Linked DNA regions of Homo sapiens: region 1 is linked to region 2. A link is a loop called in an ENCODE intact Hi-C map of the cell type or tissue named here. Cell type or tissue: dorsolateral prefrontal cortex. All regions are shown on one strand. Links, peaks and the distances in the headings refer to the core of each region. The heading gives the core; the rest is flanking DNA.

What was found. Hi-C counts contacts between places; a loop is a spot of excess contacts. Peaks named below come from ENCODE experiments on the same cell type or tissue, not always from the same donor. Only the 100,000 strongest peaks of a DNase experiment are listed, where the experiment ranks them.
Region 1: it touches region 2 in a loop (2.6-fold over the local background); 2 of 110 quality-filtered maps call a loop at or near these places.

What each region holds. Positions count from the first base shown.
Region 1 is chr7:124,636,493-124,652,793 of GRCh38, forward strand. It overlaps the pseudogene RNU6-102P. Among named protein-coding and RNA genes, the nearest start is that of GPR37, 120 kb to the right of the region's middle. In dorsolateral prefrontal cortex, for the core only: no CTCF peak of the experiment used is centred there; no DNase peak of the experiment used is centred there; H3K4me3 peaks cover 875 bases; H3K27ac peaks cover 2,076 bases.
Region 2 is chr7:124,176,621-124,192,921 of GRCh38, forward strand. No RefSeq gene overlaps it. Among named protein-coding and RNA genes, the nearest start is that of TMEM229A, 150 kb to the left of the region's middle. In dorsolateral prefrontal cortex, for the core only: no CTCF peak of the experiment used is centred there; no DNase peak of the experiment used is centred there.

The sequences.
Region 1 (16,301 bases), core at 3,882-11,881, 460 kb after region 2:
TAGAGCATAAAAAGAGGAAATTTCAAAATAAAAGTGCTACTACATAGCTCCCTAGGTATTTCATCAACATTGAAAATTATATCATCTCTGCTTATTATTTTAAGAATGTGTGTTCTCAAATACAAGAAAGTCCAATATAAATTGTGCCATCCTTTACCTGTATGTATGTGTGTGTATATGCATACACGTATCTATTCCTAGAAAAAGAATAATTGCAAAATGTGAAATGCTCTTATGGATTGAATGTGTGTGACCCCGTCCCCCCCTTTTTTATGTTAAAATCTTAACTCCCAATGTGATGATATTAGATAGGAACTTTGGGAAGTAAGTAGATCATGAGGATGGAGCACTTATGAATGGGATTAATGCCCTTCTAAGAAGAAAAATAAGAGCTTGCTCTAGCTCTCTGTTCTCTGACATGTGAGAATACAAGGAGAAGATAGTAATCTGCACAATAGGAAGTGTGCCCTAACCAAACACTGGATCTTTTGGCACTATAGCCTCCAGAACTGTGAGAATACATGTGTGTAGTTTAAGCCACTCATTCTGTAGTAATTTGTTATAGCAGCTCAAATGGACTAAGACAAATAGGAAAGTTCTGTGTTATCTCCCCAGAAACCTAGTCAAAAAGATAATCAGAAAAGAACAAAATCTAATTTCAGTCCAGTTTTCAGAGGGCAAAATCAAATATAAATTGTAGTTAACCTGAAGAAAAGGTCAACTCTTTCCAGAGATAACACTCATGAATATCTTCTCAAAATCTAAGGAGGATGTCAAGACTATATTATACCTACAGATGTACCTTTAGCCCAAATCTTCTCTAAAGCCTGAGCACCTTGAATCTAGACATCTACTTTGGTGAAAGCCAAGTACAGTCATAATTTCGAAACTATTAGGTTCCAGCGATCAAAATCCTAAATCATACTTTGGTCACAACTAAACCTTTTCATTCTTATCCAAATATCTTTCTTTTCCTCTGTACCCTCAGTCCACTCTGGTAAATGTCTCCTCATCTTGTCACTGATATTTGACACATTTGGTTAATTCTTTCTCCTTGAAATACTTAATGTAGCTGTCTTGACACCACACTTTTCTGACTTTCCTCCCACTGAACTGGCCGCTACATCCTAGTCTGGTTGGCAGGATCTTTCTAATTTACCTGACCACTAAGCAGAATAAATCAGGTCTCAATTTTCCTATATCATCTCTATCTGGACCCACTTTCTAGGTAAACTCCACCAGACCCGTGGCTTTAAATAGCATCTCTACACCAATTACTTCCAAACGTATATATTTAATGGCCTTTTTGTCACTCTGTGCAATATTCTAAATTAAAATTCTTATTTCCCATCTTCTATCCCAATTTGCCCCTCTTCTAGTATCCTCCATTTCATTAAACAAAACTATAACATGTTGGGCATCCCTTATCTGAAATGTTTGAGACTGGAAGTGTTTCAGATTTTAGATTTTTTTCAGATTTTGAAATGTTTGCATTACATGTTTACCCAGTTGAGGATCTCATATTTGAAAATTCAAACTTTGAAATGCTCCAGTGGGCATTTCCTTTGAACATTATGTGAGTGCTCAGAAAGTTTTGAATTTTGGAGCATTTCGAATTTCAGATTTTTACATTTAGGATACTCAACCTACAATTCACAAAACTGTTTAAAAATACATAAAAATAATCTTTAACAGGTGTCTTTTCAGGATATCTATACCCAATCCATCAGCAATTCTTGTTGTTTCTACCTTTAAATGTACCCAAATCCACCATTTACAACCATTTCTACTCCTACTTCTCTAGTTCAAGACATCACAATCTCTTAACCAGAAAAGTGAACCCTCTCGATAAGTCTCTTTACCGGTCATTACTCCTTCTGCTCTTCATTCCCATTTCTACAAATCACCAAAAGTATCTCTTTTAAAAAGTACATCAGATCGTATCATTTCTCTGCTTAAAACACCCTAATGTCTTCTTACCTGAATTAAAACAAAATTCAAAGTTTTTACCATGGCTATCAGCCTCTGCATACCTGGCTTCTGCCTATCTTTTTGATACATGTTTCTCTAGTTTGTTCTGTTCTATCCACATTGGTCTTCTTGCTGTTCCGTTGTTCTTACCACAGAACATTTGCCCTTGCCATGTCTTTTTGCCTGTACATTTTTCCTGAATGTTCACATGGCTCATTTGATTTAGGTTTCTGCTCAGTGCTACCTTTTAGAGAGCCCTTCTCTGACCAAGTGGTCAGAAAACCCTGAGTTTTAAATTCTTTATGTGTGATACCTTGTACAAATCATACAAATTTTCTGGAGTTCAGCTTCCTCTTTGTACTAGCTATCTAGTACAAGTTATCTAAAAATGAATCAGCTTTTTTTTAAATGATCTTTTATTATCTATTTTCTGTGAGTCAGGAACCCAAGTGCGCTTAGCTGGATGTCTCTGGCTCTGAGTGTCTTGCAGAGTGAACCAAAGTCTAAGCCAGAGTGCAGTCATCTCAAGGCTCCACAGGGGAAGGTGCACTTCTAAGCCACTTACATGGCTAGGTCCTCAATGGCCATTGGCTGAAGATGTCAATTTCTTACCACATAAGTCTTTCCATAGGGCAGTTTACATCACAGAAGCTGGCTTCCCTCAGAGCTAGCCAGTGAAACATGAAGAAAAGGCATGCAAAATGGCAGTCACCAACTCAGCAACTTCATCTTGGAAGTGACATCCCATCGTTTTTGCCACATTCTATTCTTTAGAAATGAGCTACTTACTCCAGCCCACACTTACATAAGTCAATATGGAAGTGTGAACTGTTGGAGGCCTACCACATTTATGTGTAAAGTGGAAATAATATCTGCCTCACAAGGTGGGTGGTTATAAAATCACAATATAAATATATTAGACTTATTCGTGCATAACTTAATTCAAATCTTCGTTGCAAACCACGGAACTAATATGTGTAAGATCAACAGAATAGCTCTCTTGCAGATGAAAAAATTTCTCAGGGCACAGAAATTATTGTTAGAGTTGTAAGCAGAATTCCAAAGATAAAGTGCCTTCTGTGCCTTACCCACTTATTTATGCTTTGGTTTCTTTACCCATAATGGGTACCAAATAGTACCTTTTCATGCATCCTCCAACAAACTTGTAGATCTCAAGTATTACTACTGAAAAAATTTTGAATCCTCATAGGAAAATAGATGCACTTCCAGTATTGAAAATATAATGAGCTTAGCCACAGATTTTTAACTCACAAAGTTAAAATAATCATAAACTTTAGAACATATATAAAGTCTGAAATACTTGCTGGGAAATTAAACTAACTCTAGGAAAATTAAACGAACAGTATTATTTAGAAATGTCGTTTATAGGTGTTATTTTAAAAGCATAGCCCTTTCAATCCACTAAAATATTAAGAATTAAAACATTCTAGAAATAGAAGCATAGACAAAGCTATTTTCAAAAAGCAGTTTCTATAAGCATTTGAATACCCAGAACGTAAGAAGGTTCACAAGAGAAGACTTAAAGATCATAAAATTAGGATTTGGGATCATAAAACTTTCATTCAAATCCACCACACCTTTCACTCTTATACAAAAATAAATCAATAAATATGTAGCAGCTTACAGTTTGCATAATATACCATACAGAAAATGATTAATAAATGAAAAGACAAAAATACCTTAACTAGAAACTCAAAATATAGGTCACAGAATAAGGCATAATTACATAAAATGGTAATTAAAGAAAGGGCTACTATTCCAAATGTCCACTTGACTCATCACCCCTCAAAGTCCCTATAAGATTAGCCTAAACCTTATTTATCGTCCAGTGGGAAGTTTAATGTCTTCCTCTGAATTTCTGCCAATTCCCAGCCCTTTCTCCCAGTGGTCTCTGGTTCTGATTTTTCCCTTCTTCTTAATACTCCATCTTCTGCTCAGCTTCTGATGGCTTATTGTTCCTTCATTTTCTCTGCTCCTCTCTAGCTTTGACACATACCTCCGTTGCTTTCATTTGATTGTCATGTAAACCGTCTGTGTAAAACAAGCCTTTGTGTGTGTAGCAGGCTTCATCCACAAATGTTTGGGAAGAAGGAAGTTTATATTACAGTCACACAAATGACTGAAAGTTCTATCTTAGACATCTGCTGGGCCATTTCTCTCAGGGTCCGGCTCCCCTAGTGTTGCGTGTCTCTCTGCTCCTCCCTTCAGTCTGCACTCTTTGGCACTCCCAATTGTGGTTCATTTTTGTCTTTCACTTGTCCCTTGGTGACACTCATTCTCATGGTCTTATATTCTCTCCCCAAGCAGATGTGAAGTATTTCCTTAGCCAGAAATAGACTTCTTCTTAGGAAAAATTCCAGTGCTAATTATTCAGAAAATAATGTTTTCACCCTTTCACACCATTTTATATCTTGAGAATACTTTTATGTTTCCAGAGAAGAGAGGACTAAGAGATTAGGTAAAGTAGGGTGATACAGAAAAGCTTTAAATAGGTGACAGCACTTAAACTAAGTATTAAATGATTAGATAGCCTAAGAAAATGATGATGACAGAGTGTCTCGGAGCATTCTACATTGAAAACAGGGTAAGCATAATTCACATTGGCACTTGACAATAAATAATATGCCAAACATAAGATTTTGTGCAAACCTAGATACCCTAAAGGACTTTTCTTTCTTTAATTGTAGCTTTGTCTTCCATGACATAATCCTTGAGGGTATTCTAGGAAGGCCTTAGTATGCGATATTATATGCCTTTAATTTTTTCTTTGTAACTAGTTTAAAGGTTATGGGTCAAAATAATGCATATAGAGAGAACAATTCAACTTGAATTTTAGTTAAATTGTTTCATAGGGAGGTCTTAAGAAAGTTGTATGCAGAAGCAAGTCATTAAGATGGAGTATGAACTTATTTTAGCTTTATGGGAGCTTTAGATTATTAACTTTCATCTAGAACCAATTGCAATACAGCCCTGAATTGTATAAGTGGACGCTCACCTCACATAGATCTGTATTTATTCTGTTTTCCTATTCCCCAGCTAATTTTGATCAATGATGCCTTAGATCATAAACACTTAGCATGTTATATTGTGCTAAATCATTTTCACTGCTCTACAGTTTGTTCATAAAGCAGTATGTTTGGGGTTTGAGATGATTCCTAGATCCCTTTAGTGACAGGAGTGGGTGAGAGCCTAGACTGTGGAGCTAGACTGCAGGGTTTGTAGCCCTGATCCATTATTTACTTCCTGTGTTTCCTCAGAAAACTTATTTACTGCTTCTGTGCTCCAGTCTTCTTCATACGTAAAATGAAAATAACATCAGTGGGACACAGAAGAGAAGGGTCCACACAGCCAGTTGGAAAACACCATAAATATGTGAACCTCATTACTCACTACCTATATTGCACTACGCACCTATGCTTTATGTATATGTGTATGTAACCTCATGATCAACTTTTGTCTTGACATTTTTTTATCCATATTTTACAAATATCATTTTCCATTTTGTCCTAAAGTAGTTTTCTGGTAATTCTAAACTCCAAGTCTATCCTTTTTGTCCAATTTCTTATGATCATCTTCTAATTTAATTATTGTTTTCTTCACCTCCGTGTCTAAAAAAGTAATTAATTGTTAGATTTCAGCACGTGTAATGATCACTTGGTTTGCTGACTAAAATATGGATTCCTGATCCTCACCCAGGTATCTGAATCAGGATCTATGAAGTGTATCTCAGAAACTTCAAAAGCACTCTGAAGGTGGTTCTGACACAGGTGGTCCAAAGACACACTTTGAGAAATACTGATCTTGTTTATTGATTTTTAAAAAACTCATTAAATAGCATTGGGTTTAGTTCTCATCTGCAAAGAGGACCATAAGGGATGTCTCTTCACATTGGAAATAATTCAGAGTTATTCCCTCAAAAAGTTATGTAACCTTTAAAATGATATGATTGGTGAACAAATTCTTGAATTTTTGCCAGACGTTGAAAGTAGAAAGGACAAAGGAGTATAGGTATGTATACAAAGAAATGGAAGTTTGATATAGGCAAAGATTTTTATCTGCATAATTCACTGCTGAATTCTTGGCATCTAGATTCACTGCTAAATTCTTAGCGTCTAAACCAGTGTCGGGAATATGGTAGGTTCTAATACGTGCAAGAATGTTAAATACTGTAGTAATCAATTAAGGAAACAAAAAGCTAGGTTTGGGTATTTCTTTATTAAAATTTGTTTTGAGATATTTAAGATCCAAAGAGAATAAAAGGCAAATAATGTGAAAAACAAGTACCAAGGTATTTAAAACTATTCTATTTCTCTTAATATATTAGGTAAGAAAAACATTAAAGGGTGAGTTCACATTAGAGGAAAGCTCCCACTGATTCCACTTAGGACATCATCACATACACATGAAAGTAATATTCTTATTACTAGCAGAAACAAGTTCCTGCAATGTGCCTGAGAAAATTGAATTGCAAGCTAGATCAGACTCTTCTGGGAAAACTGAGTTTTAAGTTAGTTTGTACTCTCAGTGTATTCTATGTCAAAATCTGATGTCAATCCTCAATGAGAGACTTTCCAAGGGCAGAAATCATTGTGTTCCCTCTCAACTCATGAAATTTTAAAAGTATGTGTAATAGCAGAGGTCTTATGAAGAATGCCTATCTTTTAATAAAGTAGAAATCTAGGGAGATAAAGATGTCATTTTATTTAAAAACTCTGATCTGATATCACCTTCTCTTCAGAAATAATGAAGAAACAGTAGGCAATCTAAAACATTTCTCCACTGGTAAAAACTCTGTAGACATTTGGCAGAATAAATGTAACCATTTAGACACATCAGCTACCCACATAAAGAGGACTCTGTATTATACAGATATCCTGGGATAAACACATGGTGTGTAAGCCTGGTTTCTACACTTTAATTGTGCTGTGTGTATTGTAAATGAGTGTATTTTGCTCCAGTCCTTGTTCCTTTGACCTTTTAGTGTCTTAATGAGACTCCAAAAGCAGCAATCAAAAGCACAGTGTTCCATTTTGGAAGCATTCAGAAAGCAATGCACTTTGGCTAAATTTAGTTGTAACATTCAGAATTTAAAAACACATCCTGCCATTTTTCTAGGAGACACATAGTTACTTATGATTTAAACAAATTGGTCAAATAACAGTTGTTTCCTCTTAGTTCACTCATGTAAACAAAAGTGGGGGCTGGGGGCTGACAATAACAAAATTGACTCATGTAAGACTTTTTAATAGATGCAACTCAGACATGCTCATTTTGCAGGACATCAGACAAAGGAAACTTTGTGTTCATTTAAAAAACTTCTTTCTCAAAAAGCACAAATAACAATTAAAATTGAAACAACAGAACTGGAAGCTGAAAGCACTGACAATTGCTCACGTTGAGGAAATATTGTCTGATTTATCAAGACTTGCATTTGGAACAATCTTCAGGAAATAAATGAATATTAGAGAGAAAAGGAGAATCAAACTTAAAAACAGCATTTCATCTCCTAAATTATAACATGGAAAATGTACATCTTCAAGAATTCAAAAGCCTGTTCATTTTAAACAATTGCCCTGATTTTAAAGTAGATGTTTATGGTACATAGTCAGAAATCTTTTTCTGTACAACATAATCTAAAAGAGCACAACAAGCCACAAAATTTCAGCAGTTACGCTCCACAAAATTAAATCAAGGCAATGTGAAACATTCCCAGGTAACAGGGACCAGATACTGTTTGGAAATTTTAACAAAACCTTAGTGTAATCTCGCTTTCCTCACCGGAAAGCTATATTGCAAAAGCAGCTGTCTTTAATTTTTAATTTTTGTTTTATTATGGGTAAGAACACTTAGATGAGATCTACCCTCTTAACAAATGTTTGAGTGTATAACACAGTATTGTTGACTACAGGTCAGTGCGTGCTTTTACATCCATATGATATTCTTTAGCCTTGAAGGCCATTTTCTGTCTTTTCTGCCTGAAAAGCTTCTACTCACCCTTCAATACCTAGCTCAGTTATCACCTGCCTTGGGAAGCCTCATAACATGTAATAAACACTCAACTGTCTGCTCTGTGGGCCTTTAGATTGTTGCTCAGACTTCTATTATTAGCTTTAACACACTGTATTTTCATAATTGTTTACATGTACTACATGAAGTCTGAACACTGAGAATTATGCTTCTTTCATCTTTAAAAATGCCATGGCTAAGTGTCTAACATGGGTTCAGTACATTTTTGTTAACCATACGAATGAACTATCTTTTAAAATACTTCAATAGCTATTAGGGTACAAGGTTTTGGGTTACATGGATGAATTTCATAGTAGTGAATTCTGAGGTCTTAGCACACCTGTCTCCTGAGTAGTGTACCCTGTACCCGGTATGTAGATTTTTATCACCCACCTCTTAATCTTCCCCCTTCTGAGTCTCCAATGCCCATTATACCACTCTGTGTGCCTTTGTGTACCCATAGCTTAGCTTCCACTTACAAATTATCTTAAAATGTTGTGCAGCAGATCTCTATAATTTACTCATATCACTCACCTGAAAGTTTATGCCCATTGATAATTAACTCCCCATTTTCCCCATCCACCAGCCCTTGGCAACTGCCATTTCACTCTTTAATTCTATCAATTTGACTATTTAAGATACCTCATATAGGGGGAATGAAGCAGTATGTGTCTTTCTGTGACTGGCTTATTTCACTCAGCATAATGTCTTTAAGGTTCATCCATGTCATTGCTTCTTGCAGAATTTCCCTCTTTTCAAAGGCTAAATAGTGGTACTCTGTTTTCTAAATATACCACATTTTCTAAAAAATACTAATAAATAAATAAGCAGGTCTCTAAGATGAGAGTAAACAAAATTGGAAATGAAAAGAAAAGCTGGGCTGGTGCCTTAGACAATAAGGTTGCCTGCTGACCTTGGTGCAGAGACTCGTTAACCTGCAGTGTTAGAATCCAGTGCTTAAGGGAGGGAGTAAAAGGAAAGGGATTAGGAAAGTTGTGCCCTGTGCCTGGCCTCCTGCTCTTATGATCCAACTATATCCATGAATCCATGAGGCAGTGTCAGTGGTTGGTCAGGCCTGCTTGGGGGAGAGGCTCAGGGGAGAGAAGGGAAGGAAGAGAGAAGAGAGAAACATGGACCTCAGATCACTTTATCACCAGTGTAGATTGGTTAGCATAAAATTAAAGCCATTTCCCAATCCTCTCTGCCACTCCTTCTAACAAACATGAAATATATTTCTACTCAACTATAAAAATATCTACTTGATTGTAAGTCTGAAATTCCTACTGCCTATAAGCTTGGAGATTGGAAAAAGTTGACCATAATTACACATTACATACAACAAGTGAGAGAGCCAAAGTGAAACCTGAATCAGGTGTCTTCCAAACCACACTGTTTCCACCTAACTATAGCAGAGAGCTCCTAATAACACCAGGGGTGGGCGCTCTGTGAGGAAAGCCCACAAAACAAAGTCTAAATAAGCAGAAAACTCACCAACAGCTTACAAATATTTAAGACTTCCCGAATAACTCAGCGTATGGTAGTAAAGTTCCATTTGAACAAATTCTGGAAATAGCTGTATCTGTTAGTACGTAACAGGTGTTAGAATCAGAACGTAGATGCAGGAATGTTTGTAAGAACTGAATTGAGTTCTATAGGGTGTCTTCTGGCATGGCAGTTTTATTTCAAGAAACGTTTTAATTTCAAAGGCATAATTTCAGAAATAAGCAAATTACAAGAATGAATATAGAGAAATTGCACCAAAGGACATTGATAAAAATCTTCCCGGCCGGGCACGGTGGCTCATGCCTGTAATCCCAGCACTTTGGGAGGCCAAGGCAGGTGTATCACGAGGTCAGGAGTTCGAGACCAACATGGCCAACATGGTGAAACCCCATCTCTCCTAAAAATACAAAAATTAGCTGGGCGTGGTGGCAGGTGCCTGTAATCCCAGCTACTCGGGAGGCTGAGGCAGGAGAATTGCTGTACTGGGGAGGCAGAAGTTGCAGTGAGCCGAGATCGTGCCACTGCTCTCCAGCCTGGGCAACAGAGCAAGACTCCATCGAAAAAAAAAAAAATCCTACCCTGTACCCTAAAATCCACAAATCTGTTTCCAGGGGCTGGCACTGGGAAGGACAGAAGGTGTTAGTCAAAGGATACAAAGTTTCAATTATACATGAGAAATAAGTCTTAGAGATTTACTGCACAGCATAGCCTATGGTTAACAATACTGTACTGTATATTTTGTAATTTGCTAAGAGGATTTATCTTATGTTAAGTGTTCTTATCACAAATAATAATAATAAAAAATAAGAGGGCAGGAGGAAACTTGGATGTGATGAACAGGTTAATGGCATAAATTGTGGTGTTGTTTTCACGGGTGTATACTTATCTTCAAACTCATCAACTTGGTGTACATTCAATAGGTACAGCTTTTTGTATGTCAACCATAACTCAATGAAGTGGCTTTAAAATCAACAGAGAAAACACTTAGAATTGTGAGAACACAGGTTCAAACCATAATCAGGTAAGTATTATTGTCTACCATATAAATATTTGTTTGCAAAAGAAAAAATAATATATTAATAAAAACAGAATGATTTGGGGAGACTAAGGCCATAAATCTAAAACGTATGCGCAGGCATGGCCTGCTATCTTTTAAAAAAGAGAGAAATAGAACACAACAGAACACAGAGGTTAAGACCAAGGACTGTGGAGTCAGGCCAACCTAGGGCTACTTCTTTCACCTACCCTTTACTGATTATGTGGCCTTGAGTAATCAATTATACCATTTCAATCCCAGGTTTATTATCTTTAAAATGAAAGTAAGAAAATTATCTCATTGCGTTCTTATTGGATTAAGGCAAACAATGTGTATAAATTATTTAGAACAATGTCTGGCATATAGAAAGACTCAATTAATCTGAGTTTGAATTATTTTTCAGTTTCTCATCTTCAACCAGAAAATTAGAAAAATATAGCAATATTCATTTTGGATCAGACAATCCATCTCTATATTCTGCTTCTGAGTGTAGAATCAAAAGGCATGTTATGGAAGAACATGACAGTCACTCTCCATGCCCCAGTATCCTGGTATGGAGCTCTATGGAATTGATCTAAGCTATTATTTTGATAATAATAATCAAAAGATTATGACTGTCTTCAAGGTCACAGTTTCTTTCTTTTCCCTTCTCTGTAAATAAATGTTTTCTTTAAAATGTGCATTTAAAAGTACTGGCTTTGGCAGCACATATACTAAAATTAGAATGAAGCAGAGATTAGCACTGCTCCTGCACAAAGATGACATGCAAATTGATGAAGTTTTCCATACTTTTATGAAAAGAGTTCTAGATACAAATGGCAGTGATGGCTGCACAACAGTATGCACATACTTAATATCCCTGGGCTGTACACTGAAAAAAATGATTAAAATGTTATATTTTATGTGCATTTTACTATAATAGAAAATATAAGAAAAATGAGCATTAAAAGTGCTTTATTAAGAAGATTCCAAGCTCTTAAAATACTCATCCTTTGTCAACAATTTTACATATTTAAATGGCCATAGAATGGCTAACTTGCTGTTCCACAGTTACTGAGCAAGGTAGAGGCAAATACAGCATTGAAATTCTGAATATTGCAATCTGAAGAGACTGAGAAGAGCAGGCTGAGTTTTGTTTATTTATTTATGCTGCTACATAACAGCACATAAGAATATTTGTAGAATCATCTGTTGTGACTGAATTTGCCACTATTGTATTTTTTATACTCAGACCTGCTAGACAAGAGATAGTAATCAAAGTATAATTATGTTTCAGGTTGATGCCTAAACAGCAATGTAAAACATTTTAAATGTTCTTATGTTGTTTATTTTTCTGTACAGAATTGACTAGAAAGTGTTTCTACAGACAAAAATTGCTGATTTAAACAACTTATAAGTAAGCATAAAACATGAAAGCAAATTTCCACCAAGTGAGAGTTTACAAGTCCTATTGTAGTTTTCATTCATCCATAATTTGGCCTTCCATCAAGCAACAAGTATGGTGATACATGCTTTTGGAAAAGAGTAAAATTGTTTTCCATTTTTTTCTTGCAATCTTAAGATAACAGTCTCATATTTTCAATATCAATTTGACTTCTAGGGGCATGTGTATTCTTAAACTTTGCATTCCTTTCTGTTGCAACAGATGAATTTTCCCTGTATTCACCAACTGCCCATTGCTTTGCTTTCTTTTATAACTCAAACTAGTTGAAAGAGTTATCTCAACTTTCTCACCTCCCACTGTCTACTCAGCACACTTCAATTTATTAGTGCCTCCATCTTGCTCAGCCCAGTGATCAATTCTCAATCTTCATCTTACTGGTTGATAGCAGGTTTGCTAGCAGCATTTGACACACTCGCTTCCTCATTGACATGGTTTTAATACTCTATCCTCTAAAGTTTTCTGCTTCTTAACCAGCCTCTCATTCTCAGTCTTCTCTGCTGTCTCTTTTCCCTCTTTCTAGTCCTAAATGTCGTGGTGCCCCAGGACTCAGCCCAGGGTTCCATTTCCTTTTCTATCAATACATTCTTTATGGCTCTCATCCAATCTCCTCATGCAAACACCATCTTTTTGCCAGTGAATACCAAATGTACGTATCCAGCCCTGACACCCCAGGCTTATATATCCAACAGCATATTGATCATCTCCATTGGGGGTCTACAAGGCATCTGCCCAAAGCCACAATCTTAACAACTCCCTCCAGAGCCTGCCCCTTCCAAATTTCTCTATTTGATTTAGTTGCAAAGTCCAAAAACCCAGAAGTTATTCTTGAATAACTTTCCCACTCCCTGCAACAAATCTATCAGCAAGTCTTACCATCTATATGTACAAACATTTCCAAAATCCAATCACTCACCCCACTGCTACAAGCCTTGTGTAAGCCATCATCAACTGTTATGTTACTCAAAGAGTGCGATAGTCTTCTCCTCAGTGTCCCTGTTTCCATTCCTGCCCTCCTGTGGCTTATTCTCTACAGAGCAGCCAGAGCTTTTCAAAACAAAATCAGATTATACCACTGCTCTACTCAAAACCTACCAGGATCTAGACGTCACACTTAAACTAAAGTCAAACTGCTTGCAGCCTCCTGATCTGACCCTAGCCATCTTCCAGATCTTACCTCCTACCATCTGCTCCTCCCATCTCTCATTGATCTAAGCCAAATCGTCCTTATTATTCCCAAACATGCCAATGTGTTCCCCACCACAGGGCTATTTACTGGCACATAGTAGGTTTTTTGATAAATATTTACTAAATGAAGGATTGCAAGCTGGACTGTTAGTCTTCTCTGCTTTCACTTTCATTTCGTTTTCCTTTGTACCACTTCATGTAGTCACTGTTCATGTAATGTAATGTAATGTAATGTAATGTAATGTAATGTAATGTAATGTAATGTAAAGTCATGTAATGCTTCATGTAGCATTACAGCCAGAAAAGAATATTGTCAGTATTATTTTAGGGTTAATCACTATGGCATATTCAGAGTGTTTCTTTTTCAAATGACAGACCAAAAGTAAGGAGTGGTTGTCTTGATTTAAGGCAGCCTGAGAGGCATGTCTTGAAAAGTTATCTCTATTTAAGATTCATTTAAAAAGCTTGCAGAGGTACAGCAGATCTAAACCTCAAGTTTCTGTTGGGTGATCTGCTGCCTTGATAGTTGAACTGATTAGAGCTATGCTAATAGTTTGCATTTGAACCAATATCATACTCATCTTTTAACCAGGGAAGATTTTTCCTCTGATCAGTTCTTACTCTGGCCTTTCCTCCCCCAATATATCTTCCTTAAGTTGAGGAAGGCTAAAATGTTGATGCAGATACCAGTCTTAGTTTTCTCTACCATCCTTCTACAACCCATAGTCACCTTCTCTAACAAAACTTTTTTTCCCCAAAATATGCAGGTTCAAAACTTTATCTCACAGATATTAATTGAATTCTTACTTGATGTCAGGCATTATGTCATCCCTGATGATATAAAATATGTAAACAATAGTTTAACCTGTGTCTATATTGCCATCATTCCCTTAAATTTCTCGAAAGAAAATTACTATATAAATCTAAATATTTTGCAATCTTTAACTTATTCTGTGTGTTCCCTGAGGTTCCATCTAAACTTCCGTCATTCTCTATATTCCTATCTTTTAACCATCTATTACATTTTCACTGCATATTATAAGATCTCAGTAAATTATACTGACTGGCTTCTCCTATGATGTTCCTTTGCCTACAGTCTTCAATTTTGCATCTACCAAACTACTTTCCACCTCAAATTCAAAAGCCAACCCAAATTCTGATTAATCTAATAAAACCAAGTATCCAGATACTAAAAGCCTTTATTTAAAAGAAGCCAGTGCACCTACTGTGAGCACTGTACGTGCAGTCCTGGGCAAGGCCAGGTGTTGTCTTCAGAGCCTGACAATCTATTGGGTGGACGTAAATAAATGGACTATGAGTATAATGCCTATGACTTAAGATAAATTATAAAATGTAGAAATTACATTCAGCTGAGAGATCCAGAAGGGCTTTTTAAAGGTAGCATGTGTATTAAGTTGTAAAAAGTGAGCAGAATTTTGATTGGTACAAATAACTGAGCATCCAGACCAAGAGGCTAGTATGAGGAAAGACCCACAAGAGATGAAAGATCCTAAAGGATGATCCCTCTATCCTGTGGCAGCAAATGTCAGAAGCAACTGGGCTTTCTGAAATCTCATTCAGCTTGTAGGCAAGATTATCTTCCAGACTGTACTGGATGTTTGTTTGATGATAATAATGACAGCTGAACAATATAGAGTCACTCTTCTGGCTCAATATTTGAGTGGCATTGGCAGTATCAAGACAGTGTATCTCTTTCTCAAAGTGAATGACAGAGAAAATCGTATTAACACAGGTGGAAAGCATTCTTCAAAAATAACGTGAAGCCCAGCATGGCGTGGGCAGGTGTTACCTGGGGCTGGAAAATGACAACAGGAGTCGGACTGTGTTCCAGAGTTTCAACCACAATAACAGAGTGATGGCTTATTTGAGCCGAAGGAGAAAACTAACTCTTGACAGCATGACACGGCTATAAACACTGAAAGAAAAAAGATGTAATCGGGTGTTCTTATCATTCTCTTCGTAATGCTTTTCAAGCTAGTACATACAGAATACACTATGGGAGACTCGGGATATGTACAAACACTCTCAGTGCTAAGCAAGGTGGGAAAGAAGCAAAGTGAGTGTTGGCTTTCCCCCATTTTCGCTATGAGAGCCCTTCTGTCCTTTCAGGAACTCCTTCCTCAGTCTCCCTGCTGCCACTTTTACCCATATCCTCCCCCAATTATATTTCTTGTTGTAAACAGAAATAGAAGTACGGTCAGCCCTCTGTATCCATGGGTCCTATATCCATGGATTCAACCAACCACAGGCAGAAAATATTTCTTAAAATAAAAAATAACAATACAACAATAAAAAATAACATAAACTTTAAAATACAGTATAAAGTTATTTACATAGCATTTACATTACTATTAAGTATCATCACTAGTATAGAGATGATTAAAATTACACAGGAGAATTGCACAAGTTGTATGAAAATGCCATGCCATTTTTTGTAAGGGACTTGAGCATCTGCAAATTTTTGTATCCACAAGGGTCCTGAACAAATTCCCTGCTGATATGAAAGAACAGCTGTAGTCATTTTGAGTTCAATGTCTTTCCACAGAGCATGCCAAAATGGTAACACGTTAGCCCTACCTATTTCTAGTCTTGGCCCTGAAAATTACACCTAGCAATTATAAAAGAAAGATTTTTTAATTAAAAAAGTAAAAAAAGAGAAAGACACAAGGAAAAGTAGCTGTATGTTTTCACAGGAGGCTGTGGAAGGGTCCACAGTATTTCTAAGGCATTTGAGTACTGTAATGTGAGTCATGGCTCCATGAGTCAAGCTCCTTACAGCCATAATTTCTTCCATTACTTTTACTGTAGTATGTTGTCACACAATAAAGCATGGTTCTTTTAATGGGAAATGTTCCATTCAGGACCATGTATTCAGGTGGCATTACCTAATAAAGTGGATGGGTGACATTGTATTTACTTTAGGGCAAAGTTCCTCAGCCTGGTCTGGGGTGGGATGGGGTCTACAGATGAACTTCAAAACGACTGTGAACCAACTGAAATTGTACATAAATTACGGGCATGAGATTTTTCTCATAAGAGCCTCTATGGTTTTTTTTCTTTTTAAATATTTTCAAAAGGATACGTAGCCTCCAAAATTATAAAGACTACTGCTCT
Region 2 (16,301 bases), core at 3,658-11,657:
TGAGTTGTGAACGCTTAAAAACTGAGCTGAAACTACTTAAATATTGCCCAAGAGTTGTAAACCCTTAAAAACTGAGCTGAAACTACTTAAATATTGCCCAAGAAGAAAGAAGACGTGGAAGAGAGAAAGAAAAGTAAATTAATGGAAAATAAACACATCAACAAAAATTACAAAGCATATGAACAAATCCAACTCCGTGATACGGATTCTCTGCCATTGCAAATTAACACACAAACATAAAAACAACAGCAAAAAGCAACAAAAGAAAATATTTACTCACAAAAATAGGAAACTAAATAATCTAGAAAGTGCTTCAAGTAAACATGTTTAAAATTCTTGAAGAAATAAAGGAGAAAATAATATCCATAAAACAAAAGTAGGGGTTACTGAAACAAAAGCATACTTGTAAATCATGAAGAAAAAGTTAATAAAATGGAAACAAAAATGAACATTATACTTGAGACAGTTGAAGAAAAAACTTGTAATAGAGAACTTTGAAAATTACTGTGACTACAGCCTAAAAAGAGACACATATATGTATAAATATATGTGTGTGTGTCTATATATGTGTGTGTGTATATATATATATATATAAAACATGTGAGTGTCTGTGTGCGTGTTTGAAATTCAGAGAAATAAAGCATAGATTTAGATTCTCTAGTAAAATCTGTTTCCAGAAAGAGAAGCTAGCAATTTCCAAAATTGAAGAGCGATGTAAGTCTTTATACAGAAAGAATACTCTAAATGCTACATATAATAAAAAAAAAAATCAGGTAGACTGGACCTTATGTCATTAAGATTGCAAACTGTTCAATGAAACAATGGTGAAAAAAACATATTTTGGGACATCTAAAGACTAAAATGTATTATCTTCTCTTGAGAATGTAATTGAAATTTCTGTAAAGGGTATATTTTAGCAACAAGAAAAAAATAAATCCTGAAGAAAAAATTGTGACGCAAGAAAAAATGTTCAGCAAAGGCATTGATAAACATATATTGGGAAAATAAAAAGTAATGACTAAAAATATAATTTTTTGAATATTTAAAATAAAGAAGAACTAACATTGTAGTCAACCATTAGATGAAATGTAGAATAAATAGCTCTTACTTGCTATGTCTTACCTGAGAGAAGGTTAGAGGCACTGATTAAGTCTCAGGTTTTATTAAAATAAATTAAGTAGGAGTGTTAACAAGTTTTAAGGGAAATACCAATAAAGAATTAAAAAAGAAACTGTTTCAATTCCAAAGTAGGCAGGAAAGAAAAAACAGGCAAAGATATAATATGATAATAGAAAATATAAAATAAAATGAATGAAATTTGTTCAACTATAAGTAATCACAGTACATATAAACTTCATTACAAGAAAGAAACTCTAGAAACAACTATAACTTATTTATAGTTGGCACAACCAAAATAAAGTGGCACAAGGCTGTGAACAGAATGTTTATCACTCTGTACTCCCCCTAGTCCCTCCCAGTGCCAATTCATATGTTGAATTCTAAATCTCCAATATGATAGTACTTGGAGATGGAGGCTTTAGGAGGTATCTTAGTCTGTTTGGCTTGTTGTAACAAAATTCCATAGACTGAGTGACTTCTAACAACTGAAATTTATCTCTCATGGTTCTGGAGGCTGGGAAGTCTAAGATCAAAGCATCAGCAGATTTGGTGTCTGGTGAGGGTCTGTTTTCTGGTTCATAGGTGACACCTCCCTGCTCTGTCCTCACGTGATAGAAGAAGCAAGGCAGCTCTCTGGGGCCTCATTTATAAGGGCACTAATCTCATTCATGAAGGTACTGCCTTCATCTAATCACCCCTCAAAGGTCTTACCTCCTAATTTCATCATATTGGTGATTAGGTTTCAACATGTGAATTTTGGAGGGACACAAACATTCAGCCTATAGCAGGAGGAAATTAGGTCATAAAGTTGTAACCCTCATGAATAAGATTATTGCCCTTATAAAAGACACCAGAGAGATGATTGTTCTCTGCTCTCCACCGTGTGAGGATCCAAGAAGATGACCATCTGCAAACCAGGAATCAGGCCATCAACAGACATTGAATCTGCTGGTACCTTGACCTTGGACTTTCCAGCTTCCAAAACAGTGAGAAATAAATGTTTCTTGTTTAGGCTACCCAGTAGATGCCATTCTGTTACAGCAGCCTGAATGCATTAAAACACACAGAAAGATTAAAAAGAAGGGAATGGAAAATAATCACTAGTACCACCTCCATGCTACTCTTGCTACTTTCACAACCATAAGCAACATTTATGGAGTGCTTCCTTTGTTCTAAACATTATTCTAGGACCTTTACACATTTTATCTTACTCATTCTCATTGCAAGCTTAAAGTAAAAAGTAATATAATAGTACTAATACCAGGTGAACAGAGTTTATGAAAATAACATTTCCTCCTTAAGCCATTTTAACCCCATACTAGCTACACTACTGATAAATATCAAAGGGATTTTTCTGAGATGAAAATCTGACCATGTCAGTTATTTTCTTCAAGGCTTTCATTTTCTACATCATAAATAATACAGGCAATTAAACTTCTACAGCACTAACTACATCTCAGGAACTCTCTGACTACTTTATATGTGTATGTAGCTCATTTAACCATCACACAACATTATGAGGTTGTTAATGAATCCCATTCTTCAGATGATTAAATGAGGCACTGAGGCATAATTTTCCCAAGCTTACACAGCCATTAAGTGGCAGAGCTGTGAGTTGAATCCAGGAGTACATGGCTCTAGAGATCATGCTTCTAACCACATTATGCCACCTATCTCAACAAACACTTTGACTTCTAAAATTTTATTTTTGAACTCTTACATATTTTGTCACCGTGTCTCTCATCAACTTTCAACACACACTGTAATTTATCTATAACAAACTATTAAGCTTATGATTTCTGCAATTTCAAACTTAGTACCTTTACTGGTGCTACTTTCTTGGGCTGAAGTAGCCTTTCTATCTGGTGTACTTAGAAACACCATTCAAAATTCAGCTCAGGAATATTATCTTCTCTGAAGCCTTCTCTGGTACTATGGGTGAGAATCAAAATATTTAATAACAAGTAGGAAGAGGTACCAACCAAGTAGAATAAATGCTTTGATCAATTAGAAGCAATGCTGGGTACAATCACTGCAGCAGTTTGGTCCCTGAGTTCTTGGCTCTCACATAAATAGAAAATAACACCAGGCCAAACAGAAATTGTTCTCAGGCCAAGTTTGATAGGCTTGTGGCTCAAGCAAAGCAAGGGGGCAGTGTATGAGAAAGGGATCCTGGTGCTAACTTCTGCAGGGGCTTAGCTCTTGTCATTTTAAGGAAGCCGAGGGGTAAAAAGGAGCAATATGCAGGCATGAAGAGGCAGGGAACTTTTAGCACCTGTGCAGTTCGACAACATGCCTCTTCATGCATTTCATGTCTCATGTTAAATTTCCACCTCTGGGTGTAATGACATTATAGTGAGGAAAAACTCAGTGAAAGCTCAGCACTAGAGGCCATCTTGTCTTTAGCTGGCTGGATCTGATTAGATTTTTATCAGGAATGCTGGAGTCCCGCTTTGACAATCTTTGGAGAAGTAACTCAAGGAAATAAATGGGTAGGTTCTTTCTTTCATGGTTGGGAATTCAGCTTGGTCAGCTAAGTTAGGAGGAGGCATCTTTCTGCTACATAACTTGGGTCAGCTTATTAAGGGAGGCAAGAAGGTAAGGGAGGGAATATGCCTGGACATGTGACGCCCATGTGGTCTTGAAAACGGGAAAGGTTTCCTTGTCCCCTTAGCAGGGCATGTAGTGGGGGCTGTGGCTTGCTTCAGTGCCCCAACACTCAAACCTTGTGGGAGCATACAGATGGGCAGGCTGTGGGGCTGTGACCCGACAGCAATGTCTAGAGGTCAATGATCACAGCTCCTGAAGCCCCAGTGGGCGTGTGTTACAGGGTGCTCTTTTAGTTTGCAGTCTATAAGCGGCTTGGGTTAACCAGCTCAATCAGATCCTCTACCTTGTCACAAGGACAGACGGCTTTTTGTATCCCAGGTTCTTGCCTTGGTGTACCGGAAGAATCTTATCACAGGTGGGCTTGGAGAATGAGTGCAAAGTTTTATTTAGTGGAAGTAGCTCTTAGACGATCAGGGAGCCAGAAGAGAGACGGTTTTTCCCTGGAGCTGGGCCGCTCCGCAGCCCCAGCTCTCCTCTGATTGCCGCGGCAAAACTCTGCCTCATCCCACTGATCACATCGGCTGTCCGGTGTCTGTCAGTGTGCTTGTGCTCCCTCCATGTCCTTTTCGACCTCTAGCCACTTGTGTCTTATTCTGCTGACTTACTCCTCTCAAAGTCGGCCCACCTGTGTCTGCCTGCTAGGGTATCAGGTTTTTTTTTTTTTTTTAATAGGCACAGGATGGGGGCGTGGCAAGCCAGGGTGGTCTTGGGAAATGCAACATTTGGGCAGGAAATGCCTGTCCTCACCTAGGTCTATGGGGGGTGGAGCCTAGCCAGGGACAACGGCCTCCTCTACCCAGCACTTCCCTTCCCCTCTACCCAGCACTTCCCTTCCCCTCTTCTGTATCATTTAAAGGGAACATGTTCTTCCCTTCCCAGCACTTCCCGTCCGTGTCAGTCTTGGTTACCATGTCTCGTCTGCCAGGACTGAGTCTCTTTCCTATATTGTCTCACAACTAGTATGCTCTGTGGTGGAGTGGGAAGAATATTGGACCAGCCCGGCACCCTTCATGTCCCTTTGAGCAGAAGTGGCTCATCAGTCGGCTGTGCCCTCTATCACTTCATACATGGGTGTTATAATAGAACTAGAGGTCCATCTTCCCCTGGAGGTGATCAGCTTCTTTAGGACAAAAACACTGTCTTTTTCATACTTACATTGCCAGCAAGAAACACAGTACTTGGCATGTACTTAGTGCCAAATAAATATTTGTTGACAGCGTGGAAGGAGAAATGAAATCACTTATCCTTTCTAGGGTCTTGGTTTCCTTATTTGGCACATTAAGAAATTTGGAGTAATTGAACTATAAGGTCCTTCCAAAAAATCTATAAATTAAATGAATTTTATGAATTATGTCAGCTGACAAATAGTGATTAGATGGTTTCCCCACAATAGTTCACAAAGAAAATGCTCTTCAGTTAGACATTCTGAAATATTTAATATTTTCAGCAGAATCATTTGAATCTTATCAAATCTACATTAGATACTTTGGAAAAGGCATACACTAAGCCTCCCATCAGCTTATATATTATTTCTTGAAAGAAAAAGGTGGTAGAAAACATACCCCCAAAAAATTTGGTTGACATTTCATACAATGAATTTTTTCTACTTCAGTAGACTTTGAAAAATTGTTGGTTAATTAATATATCAAGAAGAGTGGAATAGAAAGCGCTTATAATTGAGCTATTCAGATCCATAGCAGCTTGAATAAATTGAAGGGGTCATGAAAACTGTTTTGCCCTTTTCTTTTTTTGAGATTCATTCATTTGTCAGTTTAATGAGAATATCATCTAAAAATTTGATTTTCAGGAATGCCAAGAGTCAGAATTTAACAAGGGAAGAAAAGATGCAAGTAGAAAAAGTAATAGTAAACAGAATAAAGGGAGATAGGCAAGAGAGAAGGGGGTGGGTAAAGAAGAGGAAGAATGTGTCTATGATTGGATCCAAAAGTAAGGATTTTTAAAGTTAAGTCCCACTGGAAAAATGCAGAAGAGATATTTTTACCATAATGTGAGTTGACATGGGAGGGCAGCAGGTGAAAAGAAGGGCACAGCCTTTATTGCAGGAATATTCTATCTCATGTATGTGTATAAATAAGAGTCTAGCTTTTTCACATAAGCACATTGTGAAATATGTCAGTAGAATTCAGTAATGCGTATTTTAAAACAAAGAGTTGGAGCCAGAAAATATTTACCTATCTACCTTGATTTGCTTGAAAATTTAATAACACAAAATCTCTCTAAAGACACTATGGCTTACCACTACCCACATTATATTCTTTTTGTCATCATACACAAAGGAAGGTAATTTCAAAATCCTGAAAATAAACTAAAACAGAATGGAGAATCATTATCATTGAACTTTGACACAGCAGTCTGATTTTGCAAAGTGAAATTTTTAGGCCCATGACATTTTTGTTTTCAGGTACTTTATCATTATTGCTTTTAGAATTCTCTTTTAGATACCAAATTATTAATTTAACTCTTCATTGCCTGAACCAAAATTTAATTGCCAAATTGGCTTTGGCAATTAAGTGTTAGATTAATAATTTGATTCTTAGATTATTATGTTGAACCTCAATTTGATCATTAGAGTACTATGTTGAAACTGTTAGGCTCTATGTCTTTTAAAAATTTTTAACTGGTAGCTATTTAATATATTCTGTGGAATGATACTCTACCTTGAAAAAGATTTAATTTACATTGGCAAGCTGTCTTCTCTTCCAATTCATAGCTTTTCACATTTAGAATACAATAAAACTAAGTTGAAAGTTGAGTACTAGTTCTCAGAATTTGGTACCTTTCACTGCCACACAGTGAAAAAGAGAAACTGAATTTATACAAATCATTTTTCTCTTTTCCCTTTCCCATAATTTGTTCCTTGTCACTTTAATTTTTTCAACCTACTTATATAAAACATATATTGAGAACAACAGAGACCATCGAGCCATATATGTTAACTTGTAACTTGAATATCCCCAAATCTGAGATGTGGATTTAACAGGTCACAGAGCATATTTACATTTGACCAAATCACTATTTTTTTTTGTTTAAGTGTTTAAAGGACATAACTAGTCTGTCGAATTAGACTATTATTTTGATAGAATCTAGTGAATGCTGTGTATCTTTTAAAACAATCTTAGCATATAAATGCTTCTTTAATGAAAAATCAAAATCTAGACAAATTGATGATGAATTTCAGTGCTAATCAACCAAATGAACCACTTTTCCGTTATGTGAATTGGTTGCCAGGCTGTCATAAAGCTCTGAACAGAAGCCTTCTAGTATTCATAACACTATTTAATTTATATTGGGCTGTAGAATGCAGTTCTGAGAATGGGTACTGGTTGTAGCTTTCTTTGTGATACTTCTAGGTGTGAAGCAATGATAACTTTGTAGCTGTCAGTGGTGGAAGAGTGGAAGCTATTTGCTTCCTAGATGTTCCTGCTTTTATTTTATTTTAAACAGCAATCTGTTTGCTGTTTCAAATTAAGATGCCATCAGCCAGGGCAATTTGAGAAGAGCAAATTGTGTTCCTGTGAGCTGTCTTGTTCAATGGTTGCAGTGTAAATAAAAGTGAAACAGCTTTTTTAAAATTATTTGTTTCAAGTGTAACAACTCAATGAAGTAAAATAAAGACAGTTTTGCTTTTGCCAAGACAACAGGCTTTGCTCTCACAATACATATGATGTTGAGATATTTTTCTTGTGTTCGGATTTCAGGAAATAATATATTGAATAAATCATATGTAAAATATGTTGTAAGCACAAAACAATTAAAAATCACCAGAAAATTTCTGAATTGTAGAATTCCTTAATATTATAGCATGAATGAATGAAAGTAAAACTGTTATATTGTAGGATAAGATGATTAAAGGAAATTTTAGGGATATTAGTTTGGAATGGGGTGAATAGGACAAATTGGAAATGGACAGACTGGAGTCAGAGAGATAAAGTAGGAAACTAAGAATTTTCACTGTTTAGGCTGAGAAAATAACTTTAGTAATAATCTAGTGGGGCTTTTATTTTGCAGGTGAGAAGTGAGGCCCTAGAGAAGTTAACTTGACCAAAATTAATCAGTCACAGCGTGATTTATCAATCTAAATTTCCTAACACCACTTCTGTCCAGTAGGTATTTTTATTATAACATGCTACTTCTAAGATTGATTTCTGAAAATAAACAATTCTAAATCTCTGATATTTCACACTAACTTAGGTCTGGTAGGAGAGAAAAAGACTCCTGTACTGAAGAAATTGCCAACTTTTTTCTGGATTTTTTTTTTTAAACAAGGAATAAGAAAGACATTGTGGATTAGGAGTTAGGCCACTTGAATTAAGTAACAGGTTTTACCAAAATCTTGCTGATATTTGATGAAAGTTTCACTATTATTTATCATGAAGTGAAAAAAACCTTAATCTTCAGGAATTTCAGGTCCACAGGCCATTTCATGAGAAGCATTGGCAGAGTTTGTAAAATTTATAAAAGTAAATATTTGAACACAGTCAATTAATACCACAGTCTCTATTTTCTGACCTCCATTTGGCCACATGGCCCCTTATGTGGGTGGCATTGGAGTGACCACAGGCATTTTTGACATGACACTCTAAGGAAAAGTTAAGTTGATAAATTTAAGTTTGCGTTTAATGGAATTGTATTTATTTGGTTTGTAGTCACATTGTGAACAGGGTGTTTTCTATCTATCCAAGTGAAGGAATGGTTTCCAAAAATTCTTCTACACCCCTTTGAAAAAACAGACTCAATGACATTAACAACAACGTGATTATGAGCACTGTCAATTCAAAGAGTATTACAGAGTAGTTACAACACAACAGAACTTGAAATGCCCTAACATATTACAGATCATACAAATTTTTAAATCTTATTGCTCATCTACAAAAGAAACTTGATAGATAATTCCCCAAATTTAACAACAATTTAAAGAATTTACATGACAATGATTTGGGAAGCTAAATTGTCAATAACAGATAACAAATAACTTGTCATCAACCATGCTAGAGAAAATACTAAATTCCTTTCCTACTATCTTTATAGAAAATATTAATGTATATGAAGAGGTAATCAGAATGTATTCCAAAATATAGCCAATAAGTATGTAAGACAGTTAACTAATACAAATACTATATTACTTTTTCTGGATTTTGTGATGTTTGTCAACTTTTAGGAATCAAGATAAAGAGAGCTAAGGAAAACGGAGACAAGAAATCCTGGACATTTTCCCTCATCCATTTGAGGGTTGTTCTCAGATAAGTGTGTATATATACACACATATAAGATTATTCATTGAGATATAGGCAAAAATACTTTGACGTCTCTCTATATATTTTCTTAAAAACCTTTAATTTCTTTATATACTTATATTCTCACATAATTTTACATAAATTTAATGTTATACATTTTCTGTAATCATTGTTTTTACCTGTTTTTTCTTAATGGGAATTGTATCACAGTTTGATCTAGGAAGCAGAACAACTTTCAATGATATAGAAAAGGGATTATCGGCCAGGCACGGTGGCTCATGCCTGTAATCCCAGCACTTTGGGAGGCCAAGGTGGGTGGATCATTTGAGGTCAGGAGTTTGAGACCAGCCTGGCCAACATGGTGAAACCCTGTCTCTACTAAAATAAAAAAATTTGCTGGCCATGGTGGCACATGCCTGTAATCTCAGGTACTTGGGCGGCTGAGGCAGGAGAATCGCTTGAGCCTGGGAGGCAGAGGTTGTGGTGAGACGAGATTGCGCCACTGCACTCCAGCCTGGGCAACAGAGTGAGACCCTGTCTAAAAAAAAAAAAAAAAAGAAGAAGAAGAAGAAAAGAAAAGGGATTTATTATAGAGATTAGACCCAATGCATTTGTGGAAGCTGGAGAAGGAGCCAATGGAGGGCCATTACCACTGCATATGGTGTGAAGCTGACAATTTCGTAGGCTAGAAGGGCCAGTAGTTAGGAAGAAAAGTTGGAAATGAAGCAGGGAAGAGTAAGAAAAAATTGCAAATGATGAAGCCTAACTAGAAGCTGTGAAGTCAAACTGGAATCCACGTCTGTGTTTTACTGCCTGTAGCTTGCCTATGTGTTTGACCTAGAAGAAAAAGCTGATGATCTTCACCATGGGGTTGCACAAGTGCCCGTCCCAGGAGTCAAAGAAGCTGAAGAGAAGATTCCTTGGGAGTTGAAGTAGATGTGGGTCTGGCAGCTGCTGCAGACCAACAAGGTGAACTACTAGATTAGCTACACTGTATGCAAGCTGTAATAATGTAATGAATTGTAGTGGCTCCCAGCACCTATATTCACCTTCATAATGTGATGGCTACTGCTTCACTTTTGCCTTTCAAATCTTGGGCAAATTTGTCTTGTGAGTAACCCTAAAATGCAACCATACCAGAAGGGAATTCTGGGAAACGTCTTTCCAGCTTGTGTAAATTGACACATTTCTCCATTGATTAAAGATTGTTGGACATGTTTTCCATGACTGCTGAATATTCAGATACACTGCATAAGAATTAATATTTTTCTTTTCTTTTTCTTGCCACTAAGAATAATGCAGCAGTAAGCACCAATAACATATGTCCTCATGTACTGTTAGTTTTCTTTCTGTGGGATAGAGTCCATTCATGGCTAAACCAAATAGTAGACATATTTATTTTAATTTTAATAAATGTTGAATTTTTTTAAAAGGCTGTGTAAGTCAACATTTTTACCTGAAGGCTTCTTTTTTTGTACTATATTGATTATCCTATAGCTCTAGCAGAAAGAGATATGATAGTCTTTTTTAATGTATACCAATTCAATGGGCAAATGCGTTATCTCATTTTTAATTTTTATTTCTCCATTTATGAGATTTTGATTATGTTTTTATATTTGAGATTTTGGTTGTATTTTTATAATTGCTGGCCATTTGGATATGTTATTTTGTTAATTGTTAATACATATTTTTATTCATATTTCTATTTTTTGTCTTTCTGTCAATTTATGCATGTTATTTTTTATTGTGTAGGTACTTGTCATTGCAAAATTGTTTGTAGAAATAATCCAAGGTCTTTTATGATGTTTTCTGTCTCCAGAGAAGACTTGTGTTTTCATCTTCCAGGCTGGTACTTCATGGTGTCTCTAGCAATGCAGAATTGTTCGAATCTATTTCAAGAATTGAAATGGTTCAAATCTCAGCTTCAGTCTACACTAAGGTGTAACTACTGCTTTTTATTTACAAGATTTAGTATTTTTTCCCTTTCTCAAATTCTTACAGCTTTCTACTCTAATTTTGAAATCCCTATCCTGAGAAGGCCTTCAAAAGGCACTATTCAATGTCTTATCCTCTCTGACATTTCTTTTGGAATCTGCAAGAAAAAAGCGACACCAAATTTCTGGGCTCATCTTCCTAAGCCTCTAGGTAAATATTTACTGTTTAGTTAACTCTCTTAGCCTTTTATGGAGATTTTAAAAAATATGGCATTGAACTTTTCTACTCAGAGTTTAGGCCAGACTACTCAATCCCAGAACTTGATAACCTAGATCTGAAATCTTAATGGCACTTATGCTTAGAATGATAGCATTATTTTAGAGTTAGGGTTTTTGAAGTGGTCCTCAATAAATATCATCCCTCATCTCCATTTGAGATAGCAACATCTTGGGAAATAAGATGAAGAGTAAAAATATTATCTAAGATATTTTCTTTGTTAATAATGGCGTGAAAGTTGCAAAGATAGCTTAGCATGAGAGTAGACTCTGCCTGTTAACTGAAACCCAGAATAAGGCAGATGTACTCAGCTAGTTGCAGGCCATGCTGTACACAGGAGCCTCCTGTAGTTGTAGCCTCTTCTGACGACAACTACAGCCTTGGACGTGTTGGCCTGCTTTTTAATCAGAAACCTGTCACGTGCTAAACTGAACAGGGATGACAGAGGCTTGATGGTGTTTAGGGAAAATCCTTCCTCATGGACCCCAGAGAAAAGGAATTCCTCCTAAAGACAGGATTGCAGCAATTTAATTTCATTAATTCACAAAGGACCCTCAGGAAGGCTAGTATTTAATATTCATATATAGCTTAGTATAAAGAGCTATGTGCTTTTGAACTGTTGGATATTCTTAAATACTGAATACACCAATACTCTGCTTCAACTTTATAAATTGTGTGACTTTGGACAAAACATTTAACTCCTTTGAATCAACGTTTCTTTATTGGTATACAGGAGATTGGTATACAAGAGATCACAACCTCTTTTTATCTTTTTTTAAAAAGCTCAAATGAGGTAATGTGTTTGAAATATTATACACATATTAGAAAATGCTCTTAGTATAATTTTTGTGTATGTGTGCACGTGTGTGTGTGTGTGTTTATTTTTAAAGCTTTTCTAGTGTGGCCTCCTGGGGTGCTTCTTCTCATTAGGATGCTTGTTTATCTGCCCTCTGCCCTCCTGCTAGTGCTGGAGGGGCCTCCTTCAGCTATTTTTAGTGGAGCCACATCACCATCTGCATGTAGCACAGGCTCTCCCACCTTTAGTATCTAGCTTTTTTTTTTTTCCCCAAGCACAGATGAATGGCAGGTGTTACAGATCTTTTCTAACTCAATATTATGTTTCTGGTGAAAAACAGTTTTCCATCTGAAAACTTCTCCCAGACCTTGAAGGTTACTTCCTTCTATCAAAATATATCCTTTAGTTCTCTGACATGCTAGCTTATTAAATCGCTGCTCTGCTCCAGGTGCTTCAATGGGGAGCTATCTGCAGCTTTCATTTTCTCCGTTGATATGATATGTCTTAGGCTTTAACCAAAATAAAAGCAGGAGTGTCTAAATATTTTATATATTGTGTATAGTTGCACTATCCTCTACCGCAACCACATCAGACATTTCCTCATCATGCTTCTGTGAATGTCATAGGGAATTTTGAAATGTGATTGAGATTACTACTAGGTTAAGCCTAGCGGAGTTGTGTTTTTTCTTTTCCCCGTGAGAAATTGTCATTACAATGTAAGACTTTAACAGAAAGCTTTTGTATGTTAGCTCTCCTTGCTTATAAATTATGGAGAGGAAACATTGAAAATGCAAGCACATGTTTAAAAATTATATTGCTTCAAGTTAAAATGCCTTCTCTTAAAATCCTAATGTTAAATTCAGTTCTATTGTCTTGTGAGATATTTTATAAAGGTAGCCTATGAGATGGACATGTGAAATGTTTGATTTTTCCTTTAATCCTATTGAGTATCCTCTAAAGATCATCTCAATTTTGGCAAGCACGTGTTCTTCCTCCCTTTACATGGCCATTGCCAGTTTTACACCCTCTTTCATCAGTGGCTGCCCAAAACCCCTGGCCTTTTGTACCCCACAGGTATCTCTTGTCTCATGCTAGGATCGATGCCGTCATGTCATTTTGTTCTACCACTACCATCTATATCTACTCAGCAGCTAATAATGTTTTCCCCACCTTAACTGGAGGTATGGGGTAGATTAGCTTCTCTCTGAGTGTCTCCCAGAATTCTTTAAAATGCTGTAGTAACAAAAGGAACTCTGGCCTTGGGTTTAAGAAACATCCTCCATTTATAATTGTTCTCCTGAAAGGAAACACTCTGTTGTAAGTTTTTTAGATTGGGGTTTGTCTGCTCATTTTGCATTGCTATAAAGGAATACATGAGACTGGGTAAATTATAAAGACAAGGGGTAAATTTTGGCTCACAATTTTGCAGACTGTATAGGAAGCACAGAGCTGGCATCTGCTTCTAGTGGGGCCTAAGGCAGCTTAAAATCATGGTGGAAGGCAAAGGGGGAACAGGCATGTCACATGGGGAGAGATACAGCAAGAGAGAAGGGGGGAGATTTCACACTCTTTTAAAAAATCAGATCTCTAGTGAACTCGTTACCACTCATTACCGTGGGGAAGGCAGCAACCCATTCATGCGGGATCCATCCCTGCAACCCAACACCTCCCACTAGGCCCCACCTCCAACATTGGTGGGGAGGGATCGCTTTTTTTTTTTTTTTTTTTTTTTTTTGAGACCGGGTCTCACTCCGTCGCCCAGGCTAGAGTGCAGTGGTGTGATCTTGGCTCACTGCAACCTCTGCCTCCCAGGCTCAAGTGATCCTCCCATCTCAGCCTCCCAAGTAGCTGGGACCATAGGTGTGCACACCACCATGCCCAACTAATTTTTGTATTTTTTGTAGAGATGGGGTTTCATCATGTTGCCCAGGCTGGTCTCGAACTCCAGAGCTCAAGAGACCCATTGGCCTAGGCCTCCCAAAGTGCCGGATTATAGGCATGAGCCACTGTGCTTGGCTGGGGAGAGGGTTGGGGGGGTGGTGTGTCACTTTTTAACATGAGATCAGAGGAGACAAATATCCAAACCATATTAGGGTTGCTTGGGAGTTTTTCTGCTGGCCAATATGACTTTTCTCTGCTGAATATATGAAATATCCTCTTAATTTTAATTCTCCAAACATTTGTTTCTCTTTGGCTGATGCTGCCTGGTCCCAAAATATCATGGATTTCTGCAGAGTAAATATTAATATCATTTGGACAAATGGTTGTGTCCATTTAAAATAATTTAACCTTAACAAGAAAGGTAGAGTCATTTTTACTTCCAGGTTATATGGGTGCTGATGTGGTTTCTGAAAGTCAACAAAATTTCTTTCAACGCACTGTCCCCTAAGAACACTCTGATCACAACCATCATCCCCCTGCCCCCTCTGCCCCAACACTTCCCATTCAGCATAGCAGAAGTGGAATAATGCACTGACACAGCAGGCTGCAGCCAAGGGCACCAGCGATAACATTCAGATCAGCAGCAATGACAACAAAAACATATTTCGCCTGTCTTTTAAAAATAACATCACAGATACACCAGAGACTTAATGTCATTGATTTTCATTGTTGTTTTCTCCCCAGCCAACTTCTCTGAAGTGGAATGTGGCAGTGAGATCTCAACTAACAATGAGCTTCTCTTTTTATAATGCGGCCACTATTCAAGATTGTTTCTCTACTAAGTGTAAAACCATTAAGCCAAGTTTTCTGTCAGCAGTCATAGATGTCTATGAGCATGAAAACCCAGGACTGCATGTTTGCAAAGTGGGATAGCTTCAGGTTATTCATTTTCCTCTTAGATTCAGATTATTTATTTGCCTTAAAGAAAAAAGGAAAAGGAAAAGAAGTGCTGTAATGGGGGTTATAGTGCTGTACAGGGTTGTGTGGATAAATGAGATCACAAAAAGCAAAAGGGAGACCTCAATGGGTCAGGCAGCTCTTATTATCTATATCTATGACATTCATTAAACTAAGTTCCCCAAATCTTAGATGCTTGAGTGTCTGTAAATGTCTGATTCAATTATTTTAAAACTTTAATAAAAGTTGACATTTTCAAAAATAAGTTCTGAACCAATTTTCATACCTTGGAAATCATCACATTAGCTTGAGCTGTTAGGCTAACTAGTTTGGGGGCTGATCTAAATAAGAAAGTCCTTTTCTACCATCACTGAATGATGAAGACTGTAGCTCTATTAGAGCTCTTATAAAGTCTAGCCTCTACACTGCTGCTGAGCTAAATTTGTATTAGCAGGTACTCAGTCGAGCACATGCACATTGAACTTCTTAAAATGTCAGGCAAAGCTCAAGGGTATCTTCCAGCCCATGCACTCCTGCTCATGCTGCTACACTACAGACTCCAAGCAATGTGTGTAAACTGACAGTCACTTGAAGATGAGAAAATACAATGACAATTATTTGTACTAGAGGTTCAAATTTTATTTCAAAACAGAGTAAAAACATTACTCATTGCCTCAATGTATTTAATACAATGAAATGTAAAATATTCCTGTTATCCCTGCAAAGATAAAATAGCATCTTGCAACAGCACAGTAAGCATGTAAATAAGACTCTCCATTTCTTTGGAAGACAAAAATCTATGGAAATAAATTAAAACCTGAAAATGAAAATGTACTTTTAGCCTAAAGTTACCACTTGGTAGGTGAGGGAGATGTTAACATTGAGAAAAATCTCATTAAAGTTTATACATGTGACATTATGGCAAGGATGTTATATGAGCTTTCATTTTTAAAAAATTATTTTTATAGATTTAGAGGGTACAAGTGCAGTTTTGTTATATGGATATATTGTGTAATGGTGAAGTCAGAGCTACAAGAGTAACCATCACCCAAAGGTTGTACATTGTACCTATTAGGTAATCTTTAATCCTTCATATCCCGACTCTCCCACATTTCTGAGTCTCCAGTGTCTACTATTCCATTCTCTGTGTCCATGTGTACACATTCTTTAGCTTCTACTTATAAGTGAGAATATGTGGTATTTGACTTTCTGTGTAAGAGTAATTTCACTTAGGATAGTGGCCTCCAGTTCCACTCATACTGCTGCAAAAGAGATGGTTTCATTCATTTTTATGGCTGAGTAGTATTTGATGGTATTTGTATGTGTGTTTATCGTTTCTTTAACTAATCATCTGTTCATGGATGTTTAAGTTGATCCCATATGTTTGCTTTGGTAAATAGTGCTGAGACAAACATATGAGTGCAGATATCTTTGGTATAATGATTTGTTTTCCTCTGAGTAGATACCCAGTA